Regions from separate parts of the Homo sapiens genome. Here region 1 is linked to region 2. Evidence: chromatin contacts called from ENCODE Hi-C or POLR2A ChIA-PET data. All regions are on one chromosome and are shown on one strand. The core of a region is the stretch at or near the end of the contact, and the rest is flanking DNA. Distances in the headings are between cores, read along the strand shown.

Region 1 (6,922 bases), core at 2,744-5,243, 1.0 Mb before region 2:
CTGCTTAGGGGTCACAAACTCTTAGTTTTTACCTGATGCAGTATCCGTCATTCAAGAGTAAACCCTTCTCAAGAGTCATCTAACAAAAACACCAACAAATAGTTGTTTTTAAGAAATTTGTCCAGTTTTTATAATCATTATCTATGGAAGAAATTGCCCAATGTCTTCTATGATACTATTCCTAGAAATTCTGCCCTTTAGTGAACTTTAGACATTTTCTCCATATAGCCTTTATGTATTTTTAAACTTTATTACTAAGTATTTTAGGGTTTTTACTGTTATTGGTAATGGCGCTTTTGTCTAAATACATTTTCTAATTAGTTATTAATTTTTATATGTCTTTCCTATATTAAATTAAACTTATACTGAACTCTTCTTTGTTCTAATTGTTTTTTTAGTGGATTCTCTTGACTTGTCTATGGAGACAATCATTGTCTGCAAACGATGGTCGTGTTTAATTCCTTCCAACATTAGGCCTCCCGTTTCATTTACTTATTGGTCCATAAGTTCTAGTTGAATATTAAATAACAGCAGTGACAGAGGGCATACTTTCCTAATCCTTGTCTGTTTTTGTTACTATTGCTGTGAAGCAAATTACCTCAAAATTTAGTGGCTTAAAACAATTATTTTGTTTTGCTTATGATTTTGAGGGTCAGGATTTCAAGAAGGGCTAGATCACATTGTTCTCACTTAGGGTATCTCAAGCAGCTGCAGTCAGATGTCAGCTGGGGATGAAGTCACCTGACGGTTCACCTAGGCTGGATGTCCAGAATGGCTCACTCACATGGCTGACAGTTGATGCTGCTGTCAGCTGGGGGCTCAGTGAGACTAGCAACTGGAGTGCTTACAGATGGCCTCTACATGTTAGTTGGCCTCTTTCCAACATGGCATTCTCAGGGTAGTCAGACCACTTATGTGGAGGCTCAGGGATCTGAGACCAAGTATTCCAGTGAACAAGTAGGAATCTGTGTCACCTTTTCTGACCTAGCCTGAGAAGCCACACTTCTCAGTGTGTACCACTTATTCTGCATTTTATTGTTTGCAAGCAAATCGTTAAGTCTATCCGAATTCAAAGGGAGGGTACAAAGATGCCACCTCTCAATGGGTGGGGTGCCAAAGAATTTGTGACCATATTTTGTAAAAATCCATACATCACTTCAGTGGTGATGTTTCTAATGTTTTACCATTAAATGTAATATTTTCTCTAGGTTCTTGACAGATATCCTTTATAAGTTTGAGGACCCCTTAAATTCAATTATGAGCACATACAAAGAAACAGCAGTTGCCATTTGTTTTTCCTCATATACAAAGGAATATAATTCATGGAGAAGACTTGGGGAAAATTTATATTGTAAGATTTGTGAAATCTGGCTACATAGGTAAAGGTTAGTATACAATAGCAAATAATATTTAAGGATGTTATATTTTAGTCTGGAATATTTTAGAACATAAGTGGGATATTATTTTTTATCAATTGTAATTCAGTTAATATTTAGCAATAACTTGGCCAGGCACAGTGACTCACACCTGTAATCCCAGCACTCTGGGAAGCCAAGACAGGAGAATTGCTTGAAGCCAGGAGTTTGAGACCAGCCTGGGCAACATAGTGAGATCCTGTCTCTACAAAAACAATTTTTTTTTTAGTCAGGCATGGTGGCACACACCTGTAGTCCCAGGTAGGCTGTAGTCTCAGCTAGGCTGAGGTGGGAGGATCACTTGAACCCAGGAGGTAGAGGCCACCATGAGCTATGATCATGCGAGCAAGACCTTGCCTCTTAAAAAAAAAAAAGCAATATCCATCACATATTGCAAAGAGATGATTAGAGAAAAGAATGTAAGAAATTTCTTACAGAAACAATACATTTATTTTATATGGAAAGGAACCATTTTTCCTTTAAATAGGGAATCTAGACAATATTCATCTAAATAGCACATTTAATTTCACTAAAACCTCAGATCCCACTATAGAATCCTGCTGAGCTAGTTTAGATTAGACCATATGGTGAGCTCTTTAAGAAAAAGGAAGTGATCTCTTTCCTAAGCCCATACATACTACTTCAATGATAAGGAAGGCTGATTTGTAACACATAGGCCAAAGAGAAGAATGAACAAGAACCAGAGATGTGTCCCAGTCTCTAGAGCTGGGCTGAGTCAGGCCATCTGCACCTGACCTTTCTAGAACAAGGAGTGATGAGGCTTCTAGGGAAGCTATCACTGGGCCCATCATATCTGGTTACATGGTGATCAGAATGGAGATGATAAATGCTCTAAATGGAAGGCACAGCATGTCCTAAAAGATGAAAGGTTTACATAATATAGGCTTATTCATATACTTTTGGCCCCTGGGAACCACAGCCTTGGGACATATATACCCATGCTTGCGAAAATGTGGAAGCTGGGGAGGTGAGAAGGTAGTGAAAAAGCTGGAGTGTGAAGAAGTTTGGGTTTCCATAGACACCCCCTCTTTTCAAACCTTTTTTCAATTTAACCACAGTCACTGGATTAAATGAATCAATTTAGTTAGGTGGAAATAACAAGTTTATATATCAGTGTAAAAAAGGAACATAAAGAAAAGGATGATGTGGGTTTTTTTTTTCACCCTCAAGTAAATACAATTTTTCCCTTTTAATTGCTTTCTACAGTGAAATCAGGTGAGTTATAGTTGACATTTTATGTGTAATAGATATTTCAGAGTTTGCAGTGGTAGAAAAAGAAAGAAGTAGTAATAGGACCAAAGAAAAAAAGGAACATTTAATAACTGTATCAGAATGTGAGTACTGCTGCCTCCACCCACCAATCATTAGAAGCAAGTGTTAGAAGCAGCAGCTATACCAAGGCCAGGCACAGTGGCTTATGCCTGTAATCCCAGCTCTTTGGGAGGCTGAGGTGGGCAGATCTCTTGAGGCCAAGAGTTCGACACCAACCTGGCCAACATGGTAAAACCCCTCTATTAAAAATACAAAATTAGCCAGGTGTGGTGGCACGCACCTGTAATCTCAGCTACTCGGGAGGGTGAGGCAGGAGAATTGCTTGAACCTGGGAGGTGGTCAGGAGGCTGAGGTGGGAGAATTGCTTGAACCCAGGAGGTGGAGGTTGCAGTGAGCTGAGATTGCACCACTGCACTCCTGGCTGGGCAACAGAGTGAGACTTCGTCTTAAAAAATAAATGAATAAATACATAAAAATAGACGCAGCAGCAATACCAGACTTCCTCTTAGCCACCTGCTAGACCTATAGTCTTGCAAACAACTTCCGATGTCATTCCTGTCTTGATAAATGTAGAGAGAGTTCTGGGAAACGTCAGCCTGGCATGCTAGAACATAGTGAGCTTATACGGTGTTAAAACTCTAGGAAACTGTTAAGTTCTGACTCTCCTTCCATGAGGGTTTTTCATCCATTTTTGGCAGTCCTTCACACTACCTGTTTCCATTCCAAGGAATTCTGCCTCTTATTTTTTTATTTTTTATAGCGACAAGGTCTCACCCTGTTGCCCAGGCTGGTCTCAAATTCCTGGGCTCAAGCAATCCTCCCACCTCAGCTTCCCAAAGCACTGTGATTACAGGCATGACCCACCACACCTGGCCGGAATTCTGCCTTCTAATCTGGCTCATTGACCAACTTTTGAGTGAACTGAGATAAATCCTACAAATTGCTGAGTTTGTTTCCATGTTTGTGATGCACTGAAGTAGTCCTCTTGTGAATGTGCCTGGATCATATTATAAATGTTGTGGTCACTCCTGTAGCCAGTTTGGAAATATTGCAATAATTTCAGAATTGAAGAAATGTATCTTGAAATTAAAAACTACTTAAACCTATAGAATACACCTGGGTATTAATTTCTTATTAGACAGCATTAAATCTAGATTGGTTAGTAAGTGAACCAGAGGCAACCAAGTAAATGAGAATGAACCTTTAACTGATGCTAGGTTTGGGCCCGCGCCACATGGTGGCAGGCTTGCTCTGTGAAGTACTTCCTCTTCAGGACCAACAAACAATAGTGTTCCTAAACGCCATAAAGCTTTCCTCCAAGCCGTGACTCAGGGACCAAGGCTCCTTTCATTCTGTGGCCCCGCCATCTTCAACAAGCGGTTTCCAGGGTCTTTGCAGAAGGAGAAAGAACAAGAAGGACCACCGTGGGAGATCTGTGTGTGATCCCAGGAAAACAAACTTCATCAAGAAACAAGTTTCTGCTTTTCTTTTCTTTTCTTTTTTTTTTGACAGAGTCTCTGTAGCCCAGGCTGGAGTGCAGTGGTGCGATATCGGCTCACTACAACCTCCATCTCCCGGGCTCAAGCAATTCTTGTGCCTCAGCCTCCCGAGCAGCTGGGATTACAGGCATGCACCACCAAACCCAGCTAATTTTTGTATTTTAACTAAAGATGGGTTTTCGCCATGTTAGCCAGGCTGGTCTCGAACTCCTGACTTCAGGCGATCTGCCCTCCTCAGCCTCCCAAAATGCTGGGATTACAGGTGTGAGCCACTGCGCCCTTCAAGAAACAAGTTTTAATGCTAGTATTTAACTACATTAAATCACATTAAACTACATGGTTTAGGAAATTAATTTTTAGAAAGAATAACATAAGTTATTAAGTTGTGAAGATTGTATTTTCTTTTTTTTATTTTTATTTTTATTTTTGAGACAGAGTCTTGCTCTGTCCCCCAGGCTGGAGTGCAGTGGTGTGATCTTGGCTCACTGAAGCCTCTACCTCCTGGTTTCAAGTGATTTTCCTGTCTCAGCCTCCCGAATAGCTGGGATTACAGGCGCCCACCACCATGCCTGGCTAATTTTTTTTTTTGAGACGGAGTTTCACTCTTGTTGCCCAGGCTGGAGTGCAATGGCATGATCTTGGCTCACTGCAACCTCCGCCTCCCAGGTTCAAGTGATTCTCCTGCCTCAGCCTCCCAAGTAGCCGGGATTACAGGCATGTGCCACCACACCTGGCTAATTTTTTTTTTGTATTTTTAGTAGAGACGGGGTTTCTCCATGTTGGCCAGGCTGGTCTTGAACTCCTGACCTCAGGTGATCCACCCGCCTTGACCTTCCAAAGTGCTGGGATTACAGGTGTGAGCCACCGTGCCTGGCCTAATTTTTGTATTTTTAGTAGAGACGGGGTTTCACCATATTGGCCAGGCTGGTCTTGAACTCCTGACCTCAAGTGGTCCGCCCACCTCGGCCTCTCAAAGTGCTGGGATTACAGGCCCACTGCGCTCGGCCAAGATTGCATTCTCTTTAAAAAAATGTTACTTTACATCGTATGGTACATAGGCAGCAATGATTTAACCTTCAGTAGAACATTCCGCCTCTAAATCTCAGTATCATCTTCTCCAAAATGATGGGTTTGTATTTACTTAAAGTTCCATAATTATCATACCCCTCTTACAATTAAAAAAGGCTTAAATATTCTTCTTCAGTAAAAGGAATATCAGTCATGTTACAGTAGCTTTTTAAAGAATATGGTTTCTGGAGTTGGACTGCCTAGGTTTGAGTTTGAGTTCTGCCATTTATTAACTGTGAGGTATTAGGTATGGTACTCAGCCTATCAAAATTTCAGTTTCTTTCCAGGCATGGTGGCTCACACCTGTAATCTCAGCACTTTGGGAGACCCAGGTGGGCAGATGGTTTGAGTTTAGGAGTTAGAGACCAGCCTATGCAACATGGTGAAACTCCGTCTTTACAAAAAATAAAAAAATTAGCCAGGCACAGTGGCATGCACTTATAGTCCTAGCTACCAGGGAAGCTGAGATAGGAGGATTGCTGAAGCCTGGGAGGTCAAGGCTGCAATGAGCCATGAGCAAGACCCTGTCTCAAAAAAAAGAAAAAACAAACAAAAAAAAATGCAAAACAAAAAAAACGAGACTTGATTAGTCCACATTATATACATGTAACTAAATTTCACATGTACCCCATAAATTTGTACACGTAAAAAAGATTTCAATTTCCTCATCCATAAAGTGGGATAAGTTACTGCACATATCTTATAGGGTTGTTAGGATTAAATGGGAAAAACGTATGTATGGCAGAGACTGGCCAACTGTTTACTAAACTGTTTCTTTTTCTTCCTGAGCAAACAGTTAAACCACATTTTCCATCTTCACTTAAGTTAGCTGTGGCCATGCAACTGAGTCCTGATCAGTGGAATGTGAAAGTGTTAGCAGCAGTGAATCTGTACAGGTCTGCAGCAGCCTCAATTCTTGCCACCTCAGAAGAAAGAACTTGACTGAGGGGCATAAGGCAGAGGGAGAGACTGAGGCAAGTTTTAGAGCAGGAGTGAAAGTCTTTAAAAAGTTTTAGAGCAGGAATTTTAAAAAAGTACACTTGGAAGAGGGCCAAGCAGGTAACGTGAAAGATTCAAGTGTACAGTTTGACCTTTGACTCGGGGCTTTATACACTGGCATGCTTCCAGTGGGTAACATCTCTTCTCCCAGTTCTTCCTTTGGGGTGGGCTGTCTGCATTCGCACTGGCCTGCCAGCACTTGGGAGGAGCCGCATGTGCAGTGTGTTTACTGAAGCTGTGCACATGCTCACTTGAGGCGTTTTTCCCTTACCAGTTGAGTGTTCTAGAGGAAGGTCATATACTGGTTAAACTCTGCCATTTTGCCTTAGTTTTCATGCTTGAGCCCACTCACCCAACTCCTGAGATCTTACCAGGAAGCTGCTGATCACCAGTTTCGGGTGTTTTCTATTTATTGAGAGCCTGCCTTTCTCTGGCGCTGGCTGCAACCAATTATTATTTTAGAGAGACAGTTAACAACCGCCTGACCATTACCTGATGGTTTCCTGACATTCCTGGTTGTGGTAGGGGGGTGCTTTCCTGCCCTGCTCATGTCTGCCTACTACCTACTGTAACAAAAGGAAGAGAAGCGTGCTATTTCCAGGCTAAGCTCACACGCAGCTCTCCCACGGTGGTCCTCCTTGTTCTTTC
Region 2 (6,610 bases), core at 1,892-4,391:
AAATGAGAGTTTTAAGGGGAGAAGAAAGGTCAGAGACTGACATTTTTAGGTTTATGGTTTGCTTTGGGAAAGAGGGGTTCTAGTTTCTATGACCTGCTGTGGGAAAGAAATGAAAGAAAGAGAAAGGAGAGTGGGAGAAGCTCAGAAAGAACATCTTGCTTCTGAGGCCCTTCCAATCTCCCTCAGTGCAAAGTATTCAGCATACCAAAGTGCTATACTTGAGGTTCTCATGTTCTGATTCCCAACACAAACATTCAGAGGGAGTTGTGGAAAGAGCAGGCAATTGGAAGTACAAATGAAACGGGGGAGTTCCCTGACCCCCCTTGCAGGACGTGTGATGGGTGTGGCTCATCCATTTGGCCATCTTGCTCTCAAACCCCTTATGGGAGCAGGAACATGCAGACAGGCAGGTGTAGGAGCTGGGGCAAGCACTTTTGGCCTCCGGCCCCATGGTTGCATCTAGGGGTGGGTGCCTGTGACTCCCGAAGCCCAAGTGGGCATGTGTTACAGTGCGCTCTTTCACCCTTGCTGTCCATGGATGGCTTAAGTGTTAAACAGCTCAGTGGACCCTCTGCCTTTTTGCAAGGGCAGAGGGCCAGTGTGACAGTTTTCTGTATTCCGAGCTCTTGTCCAGTGTCCAGGAAAAATAAGGTCACGCCTGGACTTAAAGGATGGCAAACGTGGGAGTTTTACTGAGTGGTGGAGGTGGCTCTCAGTGGGATGGATGGGGAGCTGGAAGGGGGATGGAATGGGAAGATGATCGTCACCTGGAGTTTGGCCATGCAGTGGCCAATCTCCTCTCCTACTGTCCCCAGCCTAGCTCCTCTTGACATTAAGAAGCTCCTTCTCTTCTCTCCTTCTCTGCTCTTCTGTTTGTCTGCTTGTGGAGCCTGGGGTTAGGGTTTATAAGGGTACAGGATAGGTGGGTGTGGTGGGCCAAAAGGCAACTTTTGGGTGTGAAAACAGGAATACCTGTTCCCACGTAGGACTGAAGGTTTCCAAGATTGAGGGTGGGGCTTTTGCCAGGGAGCCACCCTCTTCTACCTAGTATTTCCCTGTTTGCTGTCTGTATCCTTTATCCTTGCACTCCATCTCCAAAATGTGGGGCCCTCCTGAGCCACTAGCTCTCAGGTCTACCCATTCACTGCAAATTCCAATTAACATGTGCATAATGCCTTAGAGTTTATTAACACTCTACACACTTTTCCTATTGCAATTCCCCTGTCATAATAAATTGGCTCTAACTGGGTAGTGGGCAAGAAGAACTCATGGGGTGGTTACAAATACAAATTTAATTTAAAAATTGTGATATAACTATATTAGTAGCTGGGGGAGGGAGGAGAAATAAGGTGGAGAATGTTAAGACAGCTAAATCTTCATCTGCCATAATAGAACAACAATAGCTACTGTCTGGAACTGACAAGTTGGGAAATAGCAATATGTGTATATTCCTTAGAAATATGGAGTTAAATACCAGAAAAAAATAGAAAGGGTTTAGAAGGTTAAAAGAGGTTGCCTTCAAGGAACAGGAATAAGGAGACAGAAAGACAGAAATGTGAAGCAAGAAACCACCATTATTTGTGTGTAGGGGAGGAGAAAATAATTTTTTCTCTACCTTTTCTGAGTTTTTTGTTAGGACAGACCCCTGTACCGAAATTAATAAGAGAAAAAAAACAAGTTTATTAATATGTATATCTCATGTATACAAGGGAGATAGCCAGGGAATGAATAATTCTTGAGAGCAGATCTCAAATAGGTAGCTTTGACTTCAAGCTTAAAAACCATCCTTTGCTAAAACAGAGAGGGAAGGGTATGGAGAAGGCCAGTTACGAGGAGACAGCCAGGAAAGCACCTGAAACCAGGGTGAGGTTTGCGATGCAGATTTAAATCCATGCCTTTTTCATTGATAAGAGTTTCTAGTGATTTAGAGTCATTCTTCTCTTCCTGTTGCAGACAGGAAGACACCCTTATGTATGGAGATCTCCTTTATAGACATAAACTTTCCTTACAAAAGGGTAACTTCTACTGTTGTTTTCAGAGATTCTCCTCTGCTGCAGTTTCTCAAAATAATCAGCTCAAAATAATCCTCATGCTAAAGAGGCATATTTGGGGGTGGCATGTTTCTGGTCTCCTAAAGTCATAGGAGAATTCAGGACATGTCCTGAATCCCATCATTTGTCTTAAGTCTTTTACTACTATTTGACATATATATGGCAAATATATATATACATGTTAACGGAAAGGCATCCAGATCCAGACCCCAATAGAGGGTTCTTGGATCCTGAGCAAGAAAGAATTTGGGGCAAGTCCACAGAGTAAAGTGAAAGCAAGTGTATTAAGAAAATAAAGAAATAAGGAAAGGCTACTCCGTAGGCAGAGCAGCCCTGACAGCTACTGGTTGCCCATTTTTATGGTTATTTCCTGATGACATGTTAAACAAGGGGTGGATTATTCATGCCTCCTCTTTTTAGACTATATAGGGTAACTGCCTGATGTTGCCATGGCATTAGTAACTGTCATGGCACTGGTGGGAGGTTAGCAGTGAGGACGACCAGGGGTCACTCTCATCACCATCTTGGTTTTGGTGGGTTTTGGCCGGCTTCTTTACTGCAACCTGTTTTATCAGCTAGGTCTTTATGACCTGTATCTTGTGCCGACCTCCTACCTCATCCTGTGACTTAGAATGCCTAACCTCCTGGGAATTCAGCCCAATAGATCTCAGCCTTATTTTACCCACTCCTATTCAAGATGGAGTTACTCTGGTTCGAATGCTTCTAACACACACACAAGTGTATACACACACATACGTGTGTATTTGTGCTTACATATATGTGTATATGTTTGTATACACATATATCCATACCTTTTCTTGATAAAAGTTAAAAATGAACAAAGAAGGCTAGGGTATGCAATGCATGATAAGGAAATTTTCATCAAAAATAGCTAGTGTCGACAAGCAACCACTTTAGATTTAAGATGCAACCTTCAGCTCTCTGAAAAATGCTCTGACGTGGTCCTCTTCACTCCCACACTGAAGTCAGCATGGCTTACCATACTCACTACACAAATCTCCTTTCAGGCTCCACCTGTTCCATTACCTGAGCAAACAACAGCAAGCAGCAACCCATGCTGCCAACTCACTCTCTGAGGTGAGTTCCAGAACCTACAGGGTGGCATTATCACATTCTTGGGCTGACAGCACTTTTGCCTCCGTGGCTCCCTCTTCATTAAAAAAAAAAAAATTAAAAATTGTATTTGAAACAACTGTATTGGTTTAAAAATTGACATAGTCTAGATTCATTATTAGGTATTCATTAATATTCTATTTTTTCTTCTGATTTTGAAAGTAATTAAAACACTTTCATGGGTCCCTAAAAGTCTCATGGGCTCTAGGCACAGTGCCTGCTCCACCTAATGGGGAAATTGGCCCTGAGAACCTGAGGCAGGAAGAAGGGACAGATCAGCAAAGCACTCTGCCACCCTCTGCAGGTCCTGGTAGAAAAGTATCAAAAGCAAAGAAATAATAAAACCCTACTGGGGCAAAGTCATCCTTACATCAGCTGGTATTTGTTAGGGAGTTGTCAGGTGCAACTTGCAAAAACATCTTGTCAAATGTCCACAGCTTTCCTGTGAGGTGACTCTCACGTCCACAGATATCCAGTGGCCCCAGAGGTTAGGTTTCATGTCTCAGTTCACCCACGCCATTCATGGCAGCCCAGGAATGTGTAACCACTCAGTCTGGCTCTTCCCTGCCTGTCAAGGAGGTGAGGCCGTAGGGTGTGGGGTGGGTGGTACACCTGCTCCCTGTCACCCTCCGAGTCCTCCCTTCCACACCCACACTCTGCCTTGCATGGAAATTAAACATCAGTGACTAATAAATTTGAAGTCAAAATCTAATGTGCTTTTTTTCACTCGCATCCGTGTGAAGAGACCACCAAACAGGCTTTGTGTGAGAAACAAGGCTGTTTATTTCACCTGGGTGCAGGCGGTCTGAGTCTGAAAAGAGAGTCAGCGAAGGGGAGATAAGGGTGGGGCCGTTTTATAAGATTTGGGTAGGTAAAGGAAAATTACAGTCAAAGAAGGGTTGTTCTCTGGCGGGCAGGAGTGGGGGTCACAAGGTGCTCAGTGAGGGAGCTTTTTGAGCCAGGATGAGCCAGGAGAAGGAATTTCACAAGGTAATGTCATCAGTTAAGGCAAGGACCGGCCATTTTCATTTCTTTTGCGGTGGAATGTCATCAGTTAAGTCAGGAACAGGCCATTTTCACTTCTTTTGTGATTCTTCAGTTACTTCAGGCCATCCGGGCATATACGTGCAGGTCACAGGGGATGTGATGGCTTAGCTTGGGCTCAGAGGCCTGACACTTTAACAATTCCATAAATGTGCTTTCCTTTGCCTCTACAAAGATCAGACTTTTTGTGACATTTTCCCCCTTCTGTTTTAGTTCTTTCAGGCTGTGCATTCTGTTTAGTTCATTACAAAAATATCATAAACTGGCTTGTTTATAAACAACAGAAGTTTATTTCCCACGGTTCTGGAGCTGGGAAGTCTAAGATCAGGGTGCCAGCTGATTCAGTGTCTGCTGAGAGACCATTTCCCGGTTCGTAGACGACTGTTTTCTCACTGTGCCCTCACATGGAGGAAGCGGGGAGGGAGCTCTCTGGAGTCTCTTTTATAAGGGTGCTAATCCCATCTGTGAGGACTCCACCCTCATCACCTAATCACCTCCCAAAGGCCCTACCTCCAAATACCATCACCTTGGGGGTTAGGATTTAAACATATGAATTTTGGGGGGACACATTTAGTCCATCGCATGTTCAAATCTGAAATATTCCTTAGTGGCATCCCTGTGTTCCTGTCCTGTTAGTGTTGTGCTGCTGACCTGGGTGGCAAAGGCTAAGCCTCTGCTCCAGCTGGTCCATTTTGCAAATGCTGTACTGTGAGTATTGCATTTGCACAGTCAGGGTCCCCTTTCCCCTGAAAATTCAAATGAGGCCACAGACAGCTGGCAATTTCAACTCCACCTCATTTTCCCCAGCTCTTACTCATTTCTGTGCCTGAAAGGGACTGAATGGGTGGGGGAAGGTGACAATTTGCATTTATATAGAATCCCAGCTTTAAGTTAATTAATCAAAACACTAAGCTACCCTGACAAATCCTTCAGGGAAAGCAGAAAGCTAAACCCTGCTGCACCTTGTTTGAAATAATGATTCAGGCTGCGGCAAAATCTCACAACAGGCCCCCTGAAGCTCGCGACCTACCACCTGCGGAAAATCTTTCTGCAGGAGGACTTCATTCACTTATCCCGACAAGATGATCTTCCTTTCCACTTTTCCTATCTCACCTCTGTACCCACTCCCCAGGCAAAAACACTCCATAATTAAAGAGAGAAAATATGCTCAAGAGGAACAGAGATGTTTCCTGAAGTAAATAAGAAAAGTAAAACAATCCATGAAGGGCTGGGTTGCACGCCTGCCCTCAGGTGGGTTGAGGCAGAGTGCCAGGCCCCAGGCAGTGGACACACACCAAGCAAGCATGACACTAGCAATCACACCCTTTGGGTTCCTTACGACACACTGTGGGAGGCTGTGAGGAAACCATCGAGGGAAGAACAGGCAGACCTGATGCAGAAATTCGATAAAAGATAGAATTCACCAGGACATTAACATATGCAATGAATATTGGGGTGGGACCCAAACTGTCCCTGGAGTAATTACCTTAGGGGAATAGGATGGAGAAGGAGGTGCAGGCATTCTTCACTTTATATTCTTCTGGAGGTTTGTACGGCTGGCCCTTGAATAACATGGTTTGAATTGCACTTTTATGCAGGTTTTTTCAATAAAAGTTACACTGAGTGTGCTGCCTCTCCTGCCTCTCCTTCCACCTCCTCCACCTCTTCCACTTTTGCCACCCTTGAGACAGCAAGACCAATCCCTCCTTCTCCCCCTCCTCTTCCTCAGCCTGTTCAACGTGAAGAAAAAGATGAAGATCCAGCTTCACTTAATGAAGAGTGAATATACTTTCTCTTCCTCATGATTTTCTTAACACCATTTTCTCTTCTCTAGCTTACAGTTTATAATGCATATAACACCCTATATATGCATTAATCAACTGTTTATGTTATTAGTAAGGACTCTGGTCAGCAGTAGCCTATTAGTAGTTAAGTTTTGGGGGAGTCAAAAATGATACATGGATTTTCAACTGCATGGTGAGGGGGGGGTGGCGGTTAGTGCCCCTAACCTCTGTGTTGTTCAAGGGTCAACTGTACTATTTCTGTTAAACAAAGAGCATGGATTGCTTTTACCACCAAAAAAAGCATTATAAAAAATAAATTATTTTCAGCTACTGCATAAAAGAAATTAAATTACAGCCACAGGAAAACCCCAAGGGGGAAATGATAAGGGCAGAGAAGCTAGAATTAAAGGACCTAAGTTCCTTATTCAGCTTTCTGAGCCTCAGATTCTTTATGCAAAAAACTGAGGAAATTGTAATACTTGCCCACTGTGGTCACCCCAGGACGATTAAATGAGATAATAGGTGGAAAAAAGTGCAGCTTATTTTTCACTTGGTCCTTTAACTTTACACAGTAATGAAGTTTAAATGCTATGGCCC

What was found. Hi-C counts contacts between places; a loop is a spot of excess contacts on that map. ChIA-PET counts read pairs that join two places held with the same protein, here RNA polymerase II (POLR2A). Pooled maps may share reads with other maps.
Region 1: a map of naive thymus-derived CD4-positive, alpha-beta T cell shows a loop between it and region 2 (9-fold over the local background). The contact joins two enhancer-like sites. A Hi-C loop is called at or near these places in 1 of 168 maps with a recorded cell type or tissue (naive thymus-derived CD4-positive, alpha-beta T cell) and 9 of 50 pooled maps. POLR2A ChIA-PET finds 5 or more read pairs at or near these places in 1 of 52 experiments (activated T-cell).

The regions. Positions count from the first base shown.
Region 1 is chr13:49,604,267-49,611,188 of GRCh38, reverse strand. No RefSeq gene overlaps it. Among named protein-coding and RNA genes, the nearest start is that of ARL11, 21 kb to the left of the region's middle. RefSeq lists an enhancer at 4,084-4,303. Within about 2 kb of position 3,993, at least 4 of the 41 ENCODE cell types and tissues checked have a DNase peak (open chromatin) inside an H3K27ac peak, as active enhancers do.
Region 2 is chr13:48,592,687-48,599,296 of GRCh38, reverse strand. The region is part of intron 2 of LOC105370202 (a long non-coding RNA gene); the gene reads right to left. Among named protein-coding and RNA genes, the nearest start is that of LINC01077, 5.4 kb to the right of the region's middle. Within about 2 kb of position 3,141, at least 2 of the 41 ENCODE cell types and tissues checked have a DNase peak (open chromatin) inside an H3K27ac peak, as active enhancers do.